Linked DNA regions of Homo sapiens: all the other regions are linked to region 1. A link is a contact called in ENCODE Hi-C or POLR2A ChIA-PET data. All regions are on one chromosome and are shown on one strand. The core of a region is the stretch at or near the end of the contact, and the rest is flanking DNA. Distances in the headings are between cores, read along the strand shown.

What was found. A loop is a pair of places that touch in the nucleus more often than their neighbours do. ChIA-PET counts read pairs that join two places held with the same protein, here RNA polymerase II (POLR2A). Pooled maps may share reads with other maps.
Region 2: a loop to region 1 is called in a map of CD8-positive, alpha-beta T cell, with 31 times the contacts of the local background. The contact joins the promoter of EARS2 here to the promoter of COQ7 in region 1. A Hi-C loop is called at or near these places in 1 of 168 maps with a recorded cell type or tissue (CD8-positive, alpha-beta T cell) and 4 of 50 pooled maps. POLR2A ChIA-PET finds 5 or more read pairs at or near these places in 1 of 52 experiments (CD4-positive, alpha-beta T cell).
Region 3: a pooled map shows a loop between it and region 1 (6-fold over the local background). The contact joins the promoter of COG7 here to the promoter of COQ7 in region 1. A Hi-C loop is called at or near these places in 5 of 50 pooled maps. POLR2A ChIA-PET finds 5 or more read pairs at or near these places in 2 of 52 experiments (activated naive CD4-positive, alpha-beta T cell and endothelial cell of umbilical vein).
Region 4: a map of CD8-positive, alpha-beta T cell shows a loop between it and region 1 (33-fold over the local background). The contact joins the promoter of EEF2K here to the promoter of COQ7 in region 1. A Hi-C loop is called at or near these places in 2 of 168 maps with a recorded cell type or tissue (CD8-positive, alpha-beta T cell and endothelial cell of umbilical vein) and 10 of 50 pooled maps. POLR2A ChIA-PET finds 5 or more read pairs at or near these places in 1 of 52 experiments (activated T-cell).

The regions. Positions count from the first base shown.
Region 1 is chr16:19,066,321-19,068,884 of GRCh38, forward strand. It overlaps COQ7 (coenzyme Q7, hydroxylase), which reads left to right and starts at 1,294. Exons shown (of 6, transcript NM_016138.5): 1 at 1,294-1,417. The coding sequence starts at 1,345. COQ7-DT (COQ7 divergent transcript) reads right to left here and starts at 1,371. Exons shown (of 3, transcript NR_119381.1): 1 at 1,261-1,371. RefSeq lists a silencer at 1,318-1,477 and an enhancer at 1,508-1,657.
Region 2 is chr16:23,556,063-23,558,626 of GRCh38, forward strand. It overlaps EARS2 (glutamyl-tRNA synthetase 2, mitochondrial), which reads right to left and starts at 1,288. Exons shown (of 9, transcript NM_001083614.2): 1 at 1,143-1,288. The coding sequence starts at 1,281. UBFD1 (ubiquitin family domain containing 1) reads left to right here and starts at 1,665. Exons shown (of 7, transcript NM_019116.3): 1 at 1,665-1,705; 2 at 1,888-2,217. The coding sequence starts at 1,681. RefSeq lists enhancers at 1-617, 978-1,257, 1,262-1,906, 1,448-1,647, 1,907-2,550 and silencers at 1,718-1,807, 1,908-2,087.
Region 3 is chr16:23,451,903-23,454,466 of GRCh38, forward strand. It overlaps COG7 (component of oligomeric golgi complex 7), which reads right to left and starts at 1,287. Exons shown (of 17, transcript NM_153603.4): 1 at 924-1,287. The coding sequence starts at 1,092. LOC124903667 (a long non-coding RNA gene) reads left to right here and starts at 841. Exons shown (of 2, transcript XR_007065030.1): 1 at 841-1,363. RefSeq lists enhancers at 947-1,276, 1,567-1,616.
Region 4 is chr16:22,205,000-22,207,563 of GRCh38, forward strand. EEF2K (eukaryotic elongation factor 2 kinase) reads left to right here and starts at 1,279. Exons shown (of 18, transcript NM_013302.5): 1 at 1,279-1,680. RefSeq lists silencers at 1,050-1,349, 1,510-1,779.

The sequences.
Region 1 (2,564 bases), core at 44-2,543:
AAACAAAACAAAAAGGAAACAGAGACCTAGAAGTGGTATTACAGCAAAGGTTTTGAACATTTTAAGGCTTTTGAGCGCCAGATTCAGACACTCAGTAGTTTTACATGAGAGTGCTACAACATCCTCACTAAGTAGTATTTGGGTTCATCATAATTTTAAATTATTTTGGTGTGTCAATTTGAACACTAGAGTGATATAAAAACTAAAAACTTGAATTCAATAATTTTACAATTGTATTCCATCTTAAAATATTTTATGGTAAACTTGGATAAAGTATATAAATAATCCAAGGGTGTAAAGTAGAAAGTGAAAGCTCCCTTCTCCCAGTTCCAGCCCCCTGATGTTGCCAATATTAAACGTTGTATATCCTTGCAGACACGCATCTTTGATTTTTGCCCTCATGTACATTACTCATTTAAAAATTATTTCGTTGAGTAGATTCCTAAAAGTAAGACTGCTGTATTATATGATCTTTTTAAAGTATGTTGCTAAATTTCCCCTCCCTTCTCAAAAAATTCCAATTTGCACAAATATACATGCATACATGCACACAGTACATTAAGGTGGATACCAAGGATAAAACATGTTCTCTGTTTCTGAAAATAGAGAAAAGACCGGGAAGAAGTTTAAAGTTGGCTTTCAGCCCACCAATAGAGATAACACTATATAACACCATTAACCATGTGGTGCATGTAATTTAGATATACATATAATTTTATTTATTTATTTATTTTTCAGACAGGGCCCAGGCTAGAGTGCAGTGGCAGAATCACGGCTGACTGCAGCCTCGAGCTACCGGGCTCAAGCTATCCCCCCACCTCAGCCTCCCGAGTAGCTGGGACTACAGGTGTGCTCCACCAGACCCGGCTAATTTTTAAAATTATTTGTAGAGGCGGGGTCTCGCTATGTTGCCCAGGCTTACTATTTTAAAGTAGATGTAGGATACAAATAAAAAAAAAAATCTCCTTCCACGTAGGTAAAGCAGGAAATACCGTGCCTTGTTAATAAGTAATTCCCTCATGATCCTTTTCCCCAGGAACTTGGGTGAGAAATCATAACCTTGTCCTGATCTTTCTAAACAGCAATTTAGCATTTTCATCTCCCTGGCAACCCAAGGCGCCTTGGCCTTGGTCTTCCGAGTGATTGACAGTGACCCCACCCAATAAAATCTTTTTATTTGTCGTATCTAACCAATCTAACCCCTAGCGCAGAGCTAGGGGGCGTTCCCACCGGTGCGCGGGCGAGCTGAGCCTTCCTTACGTCTGCTGTGCGTCATCAGTCCGAGCCAAGGGCACTATTGGCCAGTTCCGTTCAACGAAGTGGTTGCTTTTTTTAGTTCCGGCAATGAGTTGCGCCGGGGCGGCGGCGGCTCCCCGCCTTTGGCGGCTGCGCCCGGGGGCCCGGCGGTCCCTCTCAGGTAAAAGGAGGCGCGCAGTCACAGTCCTGCGCCGGTCTAGCGAGCTAGGGAATTTTCGCTTGAGGTTTGGGTCGAAGAGGTCACGGGGGAGAGGTTCGTAACGTCACAGGCCTGCGACGGAGCGCGACTGCGTGACTTCGGCCTCCGGGGCGCTGGCGGGCGGGGCGGGGTCTGTAGTTAGCGGCGAGAGTGACAGGAGGACAGGGGTTGTTTCGGCAGTGACGCCTGGGGAGTGACGCAATTGCACCCCTGTGCAGTGATGTCACGGCAGGTGCGGCCAGCGTTCCGAGTCGAGGACAGTTGGCGACACTGAAAATTCAGCGTCTCCGGGAGTCTCTCTCTTTGTAGTCTTTGCCCAGGGCCTTGCCAGGCAAAGGGTAGCCCGACGACCAGCAGCCTCCGCTACTTCTGGGCGCTCGCTAGAAATACAGATTCTCGGGCCCCACCCCGACCTACTTGGTCGGTATCTGTGATCTGTGAACAGGACCTTTAGGTGATTTGCATGCACTGTAAACTGTGAAAGCCATCAGTGTAGTGGAAGGAGCATCGAATTTAGAGTAGAGAGACATGGTTTTGGACCCTGGTTCCTGCTTTCCTTGTTTCATCTGTGCTGCCTTAGAAAATTGTCATGAGCCCGGGCGCGGTGGCTCCGGCCTATAATCTCAGCACTTTGGGAGGCCGAGGCTGGAGGATCCCCTGAGGTCAGGAGTTTGAGACCAGCCTGGCCAACATGGTGAAACCCCGCCTCTACTAAAAATACAAAAATTTGCCAGGCGTGATGGCAGGTGCCTGTAATCCCAGCTACTCAGGAGGCTGAGACAGGAGAATCGCTTGAACCCGGGAGGCAGAGATTGCTTTGAGGCGAGATTGCACCACTGCACTGCAACCTGGGCGTCAGAGCGAGACTTTGTCTCCCCCGCGCAAAAAAAAAAAAAAAAAAGAAATTTCATGAAGTCGTTTTCTCAACGTTAAATTACCGTGTACCACTTTCGGGATTTTTGCCTAATGGCAGTACTGCTTGAACTTTTGATTACTAGATGTGTTTTTTTGTATAGCTATGTCCCATTTAAAAATTAAATTAATTTCCTTGAAACAAAATCCTTATGGTGAATGGGAAGCCAGTGCCACTTGCCACAAATGGGTGAGT
Region 2 (2,564 bases), core at 38-2,537, 4.5 Mb after region 1:
ACAGATGGTTTGAAAGGCACTGCTCTAGGCTATACTGCCTGCCAGAAAGATCCTGTCATGTATAGCTGGGATTTTACTACAAAGATCTTTGTATGTTCATCCTGGGATTTGGGATGAGAGGCATACTCCGTGTAGAGAACGTAGAAGGTAGCCTTACTGGTGGGAACCAAAAGGCCCTGACGAGATCTCCAACAGGCTATACAATGGGCCTCTGTCACCCTCTAGCTTGCTAAGCTCCCAACAGCACTAGCACAGTGCCTTGGTACCTGCGATTTCCTCTACCCAGAAGGTTCCTTCTTTTTTGTTTTTGAGACACAGTTTCGCTCTTGTTGCCCAGGCTGGAGTGCAATGGCGCGATCTTGGCTCACCGCAATCTCCACCTCCTGCGTTCAAGCGATTCTCCTGCCTCAGCCTCCCAAGTAGCTGGGATTACAGGCATGCGCCACCATGCCCAGATAATTTTGTATTTTTAGTAGAGACAGGGCTTCACCATGTTGGTCAGACGGCTCTCAAGTGATCCACTTGACCTCAAGTGATGCACCCACCTCTGCCTCCCAAAGTGCTGGGATTACAAGCGTGAGCCACCGCGCCTGGCCTCCAGAAGGTTCCTTCTATAGGCTTCACATAGCGTGCTCCTTCTTGTCATTTGGATCTCAGCTCAAATGTTACCTGCTCAGTAAAGCCTTCTGGAGCGTCCTTCTTAATCCCCAGTCTCCTATCCTGTTTCACTTCCCGCATGGCACATGTGACTCTAAAATTACACTTATTTTTTATAAGTGTCTGCGGCAGCCACTAGAATGCAGACTTCCACAGAGCAAGGCCCCTACCTTTCTCAATGATCACTGTATCCCAGCGTCTACAACACCTGTTACACAGGTTGTCATCAATGCACATGTATGGAATGCATGAAAAAAAGATCGAAAGAGATGGGATGGCACAAAAAACACAAGAAACTCCTGGCAATTTGAATTATTTCCGCTCCTGCACCTCAGTTTCCGCCTCTGTAAAATGGGCTCGCGCTGCCTTAACCCTCCTCCGCCCGCCCACTCTGACACCACCGGAAAGGATTCATTCGGGAACATTCGTGGGGCGGAGACGGGACAGGGGGCCTCGGCCTGTAGCGTCACGTCCGCCAGGGTTACCTGTGGGGCTGGGAGCGAACCGCACTCGCACCGCAACCCCGGCATCAGTGCCCAGGTTGGCCTCGCGCCGTCCTACGGGGCGGCCAGAGGCCGCCGAAGGCCTCTCGCGCTGCAGCAGTCTCCTCAGGAGCGCCGCCATGTGGGATGGAATAGCACACGTGGGCTTCTCCCTGCGTCACTTCCGGGGACTGCTTCCAGCCAATCGGCCTCCGCCACAGCCAGCGCAGCCTTGCCCCTTAAAGTCACAGGCCCCCTAGCGCGAAATCCCACGCCCCCCTGGACGGCTGCGGCCGCACTCGCCACCAGGGGGCAGAGGCCAGAGAAAGGGCTATTTCCCGGACCCGCCCCCTTCAGCTTGGGAAAGCGAAAGCGTGGCAGGGGCCGGACCTGGGAGCGGAGGAGGCGGGTCTCCATAGAAACCTCCACCTGTTTCCGGCCGGGCTGTGAGAGATTAGGGGCTGCTGCGGGGGCCAATCTCAGCCAGCTCGCCTCTTCCCAGCGGCCTCTGCGGGAGCGGTGGGTGTTGTACACAATCATCATGGCGGCGGCCGGGGCCCCGGATGGTGAGTGCGGCGGGGGTGGCGGGCGCCGGGCCGGGGCTGAGGTTGCGGTCGCTCCTCTGGGGGATGCGGCCCGGCCCGGGAGGGAGAACCGCGGCTCGGGAACGGAGGTCCGGCGGCGCCCGGACAGCGTCCGTTCCCAAGCCCAGCCCGCGGCGAGCGCCCACCCCCTAACCCCCTTGCAGGCATGGAGGAACCTGGCATGGACACGGAGGCCGAGACTGTGGCTACTGAGGCTCCCGCGCGGCCCGTCAACTGCCTGGAGGCTGAAGCCGCGGCGGGGGCGGCGGCCGAGGACTCCGGCGCCGCACGAGGCAGCCTGCAGCCGGCCCCGGCCCAGCCCCCTGGGGACCCCGCAGCCCAGGCCTCGGTCAGCAACGGCGAAGACGCGGGCGGCGGCGCGGGCAGGGAGCTGGTGGACTTGAAGATCATCTGGAATAAGACCAAGCATGACGTGAAGTTCCCCCTGGACAGCACAGGCTCCGAGCTGAAACAGAAGATCCACTCGATTACAGGTAATTCCTGTGGCGCTGACAGCCAGTCTTCCCCACCCCGCCTCCTGATGGCCCTTGCACCCTACTAGGCACCTGGTGGCTTTCCTTGCATCAGGTCCCCCCATCCTTACAGCAGTCTTCTGAAGGATACTTGGATGCCCATTACTCAGCTGGGGAAAGAGACTCAAGTTTATAGAGCTAGTAAGTTGCAGAGCTGGGATTAAAGCCGAAGTCTGACGTTTAGGCCCCAGTTTCTCATTGATGTTGCTCTAACATCTCTAATTAAAAAATCACCTAAGGCGCTTGTTTTACAGCTTCTGGGCCCTTTCCCAGGAGATTCTGATTCAGTGGGTCTGGGATGTAGCCAG
Region 3 (2,564 bases), core at 37-2,536, 4.4 Mb after region 1:
TTCACTTTTTTTTTCTTTTTACAGTTTATTGTTTGGTACAAAACAGGCTCTTTAACTCTTTGAATAAACACCTCACAGACTCGTGCTCCTAGATTACAAAAAGTCAAAGCCAATTTTCTTTGACACTGGGCTCTTGACTCTGAGATTCAAGTCACTATAACAGAAACTGGAGTTGTTTTATCTTATATTCTGGAAGGTGCCTCAACAAAGACATGTTAAGAACTGGTTAAAACTTCTAGCATTTAAAAAGATCCATCTTGTCTTCCAGTGCCTATGGATAATAATAAAAAGGGAATCCCAGAGATCTGCTATTGAATTATTTAGAGAAGAGCTACTGCAATAAGATCCACTCTTTTAAGTTCCAAAAGGAAACTTCAGGCCAGATGTGGTGGCTCACAGGTATAATCACAGTACTTTGGGAGGCCAAGACTGGAAAACCCATTATGCCCAGGAATTTGAATTTGAGACCAGCCTGGCAACACAGTGAGATCCCATCTCTACAATTTTTTTTTTAAACAGAATTTGTGGGGCGCGGTGGCTCGCGCCTGTAGTCCTAGCGACTCGAGAGGCGAGAGGATCGCTTGAGTGCAGGAGTTCGAGGCTGCAGTGAGCTATGATCGAGCCACTGTAGAGAGACCCTGTTTCAAAAGAAAAAACAAAGAGAAAGAAAGAAAAGAAAAAGGAAACTTATAGCCCAGCCAGAGGAGGAAAAACAACACCCAAAATTAGCAAGTGTTCAAGACAGCCCGGCACCCAGCTGAGACTCCCGCTGACGTGATCAGGAGTTCGGGGCTTGCTCTTTTGCCGAGGGTATTTGCTGTCCATGCGTGCCCCGCCCACCTGAGTGCCTCACGCAAGTTCGGTGACCTCTGCCCAGCCGAGAGCAGGGGAGGGTCCCGCGGCCAGGGCCCCGAGCGGCTCACCCTCCACGGCGTGGTTCACCTCTTGGATGAACAGCTGCAGCTTCATCACCAGGGTGGCTGCGTGGCCATCCGCCTTCCCGGACGCCGCCTCCTTGGAGCCGGCCCTGAAGGCCGCATTGATCCACTCCTTCACGTCGAAGTCGTCTGCCAGGAACTTGGAGAAGTCCATGGCGGAACTGCCTCAGGCCTGGCGTCCAGAACTTAAGAGTTGGCTCCGGGCGGCAACGGGGATGCAGAAGCGAGCGAGCCTGCGAGAGCACCGAGGCTAGCCTCCGAGGCGAACCCCAGAAACGCCAGGACGGGTAACTTGCCCCTTTGCGCTTCCCCGCTCAGCGCACTCAGTTTGCGGCTGGGAATGACCCTCGCCGCCCGCCGTTCTTCTTCCGGAAGTCGTTGGCCGTTACCATAGTGACTGCAGGCGTCCGGAGCGCTGAGCAGAGGTGGGTGTGGGAAAACGCCCCGGACTGAGAGCTCCCGGCACCGACAAATATCCCATGTCTGCTAACATTTGCCGAGGACTAAACTATATGCTTACTATAAAGCCCTGACATACATTAGCGCATTTACGCGGTGGCTCGCGCCTGTAATCCCAGCTCTTTAGGAAGCTGACGCGGGAGAATCGCTTGAGGCCAGGAGTTCTAGGACAGCCTGGGCAACAGTGGAGCGCAGTGGGCAGCAATGGAGTGCAATTGAACGATCTCTGCTCACTACAGCCTCAAATTCCTGGGCAATTGAACGATCTCAGCTCACTGCAGCCTCAAATTTCTGGGCTCCAGCGATCCTCCCACCTCAGCCTCCAGAGTAGCTGGGACTACAGGCGCGCGACAACACGCCCGGCTATTTCTTTCTTTTTCTTTCTTTCTTTATTTTTTTCTGAGACGGAGTCTTGCTCTGTCGCCCAGGTTGGAGCGAAGTGACGCGATCTCGGCTCACTGCAACCTCCGCCTCCCAGGTTCAAGCGAGTGTCTTGCCTCAGCCTCCCGAGTAGCTGGGATTACAGGCGCGTGCCACCACGCCCGGCTACTTTTTGTATTATTAGTAGAGATGGGGTTTCACCACGCTGGCCAGGCTGGCCTCAAACTCCCAACCTCAGGTGATCCGCCTGCCTCGGCCTCCCAAAGTGTTGGGATCACAGGCGTGAGTCACCGCGCCTGGCCTAACTAATTATTTTCTTAATGATGTGTTTTGAGGTGCAGACCTTTTAAAGTTTGTTAAGTTCCTTATCACCTTTTTTTATGGATCATGCTTTTGGTGTTGCGGCTGAGAAATCTGTGCATAACCCATAATCACAAACAATTTCTCAGCCTGGGCAACATAGGAAGACCCCGTCTCTGCAAAAAAATTAAAAATTAGCTGAGTGTGGTGGCGCACACCTGTAGTCTCAGCTACTCGAGAGGCTGGGGTGAGAGGATTGCCTGAGCCCAGGAGGTCGAGGCTGCAGTGAGCTGTGATCACGCCACTGCACTCCAGCCTGGGTGACAGAGCGAGACCCTGTCTCGAAAAGAAAAGAAGAAAAGGTAGGGGAAGGTATGAGGGTATTCTTTAGGTTCTAAGTTTTTATGTTGTTTCAAGAGTGGGACCAACCCAAGGGGGAGGACAAGATGTCATCCTTGGAAACCCTACAGGGGACAGTTTTCCAGG
Region 4 (2,564 bases), core at 29-2,528, 3.1 Mb after region 1:
CTTTGGGCTTGGACAGACTAGTTCAGCATCTTTGATCTTCCCTTCCTGCCTGACGGCCCCAGGGTCAGAATTCCAGGTGCAATTTTGTCTTGCCAAAAGCTGGAGTTTACTCTCTTTGGGGTTTATAAATAAGGAAAAAAGTTCTTTGGAGAGCCTGAACTTTGAAATCAGAGAAGTCTGGATTTACTGCTGGCTCTGCCTTTTCTAGCTGCCTCACCTGGGGCATGTCATTATCTCTATAAGCCTCAGTTTTGTTCTTTTTTCTTTTTTATTTTTTTGTTTTTGTTTTTTTGCGACGGAGTCTCATTCCTTCACCCAGGCTGGAGTGTAGTGGCGCGATCTCGGCTCACTGCAACCTCTGCCTCCAGGGTTCAAGCGATTCTCGTGCCTCAGCCTCCAGAGTAGCTGGGACTACAGGCGCGCCCGGCTGCTTTTTTGTATTTTTACTAAAGACAGGGTTTTACCGTTTTGGCCAGGCTGGTCTCGAACTCCTGACCTCAGGTGATCTGCCGGCCTCGGCCTCCCAAAGTGCTGGGAAGATGGAATGAGAGAAATCCCTCAAAACATGTCATTGTTACTACTTTTCTATCTAGAATGTGTGAAATTTCTAAAATTTCACTAACAAAGTATCTGGAAGGACCTAATATTAAAGTGTTCACAGTAGCTATTAGTTTTAATTCGTTTTCTTTTTTATACCTTAGCCACTCTACCACTCATGCCACAGGTATTTATTAAGCATCTACTGTGTGCCACCCAGGCCCTGTGTCAAGAGTTAGGAATAACTAAAGGAGATACTAATTTTAAAACTACACAAATAATTGCAATCGTCATACGTGCCTGTTTTTACAAAGCAGAAATCAGGAAAAACAAAGTATTTCCGATAAAAAATATTTTAAGGTTATGGATAGAGATACATACAAACAAGCGATGGGCTTGGATCACTAATGATTTTGGAAAGGACAGGAATACAGGAACTAAGCGAGAAGCAGGCGAGAATGGCGAGGCGCGGCGGGAGAGGACGGAAGTTGGTCACTCCCTCGAATTGCCCCCTCGCTGCCGGATGCTAGGCCAGCCTTGAGCAGGAGAACCGGACACTGTGTACTCAGCAGGGGGAGCCAAGACTTAGCGCTAACCATTGCACCTGGGGCTGGGAGCCAGCGCCGGAGCCAGGAGGCCCGCTAGGCGGCTGCAGGCGCTGTGATGGCCACCTGGGGGCGGCCACGTGAGCGCCACGCCGTGCGCCCGCCAGGCCAGCCCCGCCCCTGCCCGCCCGCTTCTGCTCAACCTAGACCAGCCCCAGCTTCAGCCTCAGCTCCCCTCCTTCCTGGATCGAGCGCCCGCACTCCCGGCCCTGCAGCCACCCGAGTCCCGCTCGCTGTCGCCTGCACGCGAGTCCCCCCTGGCACGCGCTCCCACATCCCGGGATCGTCCCAACGGCCCCTGCGCCCTTCCTGGGATCACTCCGACTGCCCCGCGCGCCCTGGGATCGGTCCATCTACCCCGCGTGGCCCCAGCTGCTTGCCCGGAGCGCCAGCTAGCGCTCCCCGCTCTCCGCTCCCCGGCACTCTCGGGGGGCCCGCCCGCCCTGCACCCTGGAGCTCCGGGCCGCGAGCCTCTGCCAACTCCTCTGGACCCTCGCGGCCGTGGGCAGCGGCTGCCGCGCCTGTCTGCCCGAGGGAGGTAGGTGTGGACCGCGGCCGGCAAGGCTGTGGGGGGCTGGGAGCCCGCGCTGCAGGCCTGTGCGCCCGGGTGCAGCTGGCGTCTGGAGCGTGCTGGGTCTGGGCTTGGGAATGGGGCCGGAGAAGGCATGGAAGGAGAGTGTGGGGGCGCTTCTCCTCTGGTTGTTAAACTCTCTGGGGCTAAGTGCTTGCTTTGGAGAAATGGGGAAGTTGTGCGGATTAAAGGCGATGTGGATATGGAAAGCAATTGGCAAGCAATGGGCGGTGATCTGGCTGCAAGTGACAGAGAGTTTGGGGGCCTCCCCCCTCGGGGCCCCTAGAGTGTGGGCGCATCGCTGCCTTCCTGTCCCCTGCAGGGCTCAGAGCCGCATCCCCCACCTTTCCCCTGAACTAGAGGCCTGCGTCAGCCCGAATTCCCGGAACCTCCAGGACTGTATAGACGCGCCCTTGCTGCATTGTTGGCTGCGGGAGTTTGTTGGCAGGCGCTGCTGACATGTGTGCCAAGGGGCTGGGCATTAATAAGCCGGTGGCCGCGCGGGGGTGGGGGCCTCCCGGGTAAGCCCCGGCCTAGATCCTTTTGCGCGCGCCTGGGGGATTTCGGGGAACCAGCCCAGCTGCGCCCTGAGTGTGACAGATGGGCCGCATGGGGAAGTGAGATCTGCCCAGGGGGACGGTCCCAGGGAGCCCGACCTCTGGGACCTCGGTGGTGGGTGCTTCTTCAGCCAGGAAAGCAGGAAACACTAGGGCTGGAGTCCTGGGTTGGAATTCTAGCTCATTTATGCTCTCTGGCCCTCGGTTTTCTCATCGGTAAAATGGGTACAGTATTAGTATCTACCACTTAGTATCCTTGGAAAGAGTAGATGAGTATGTATATGTCAGGTGCTT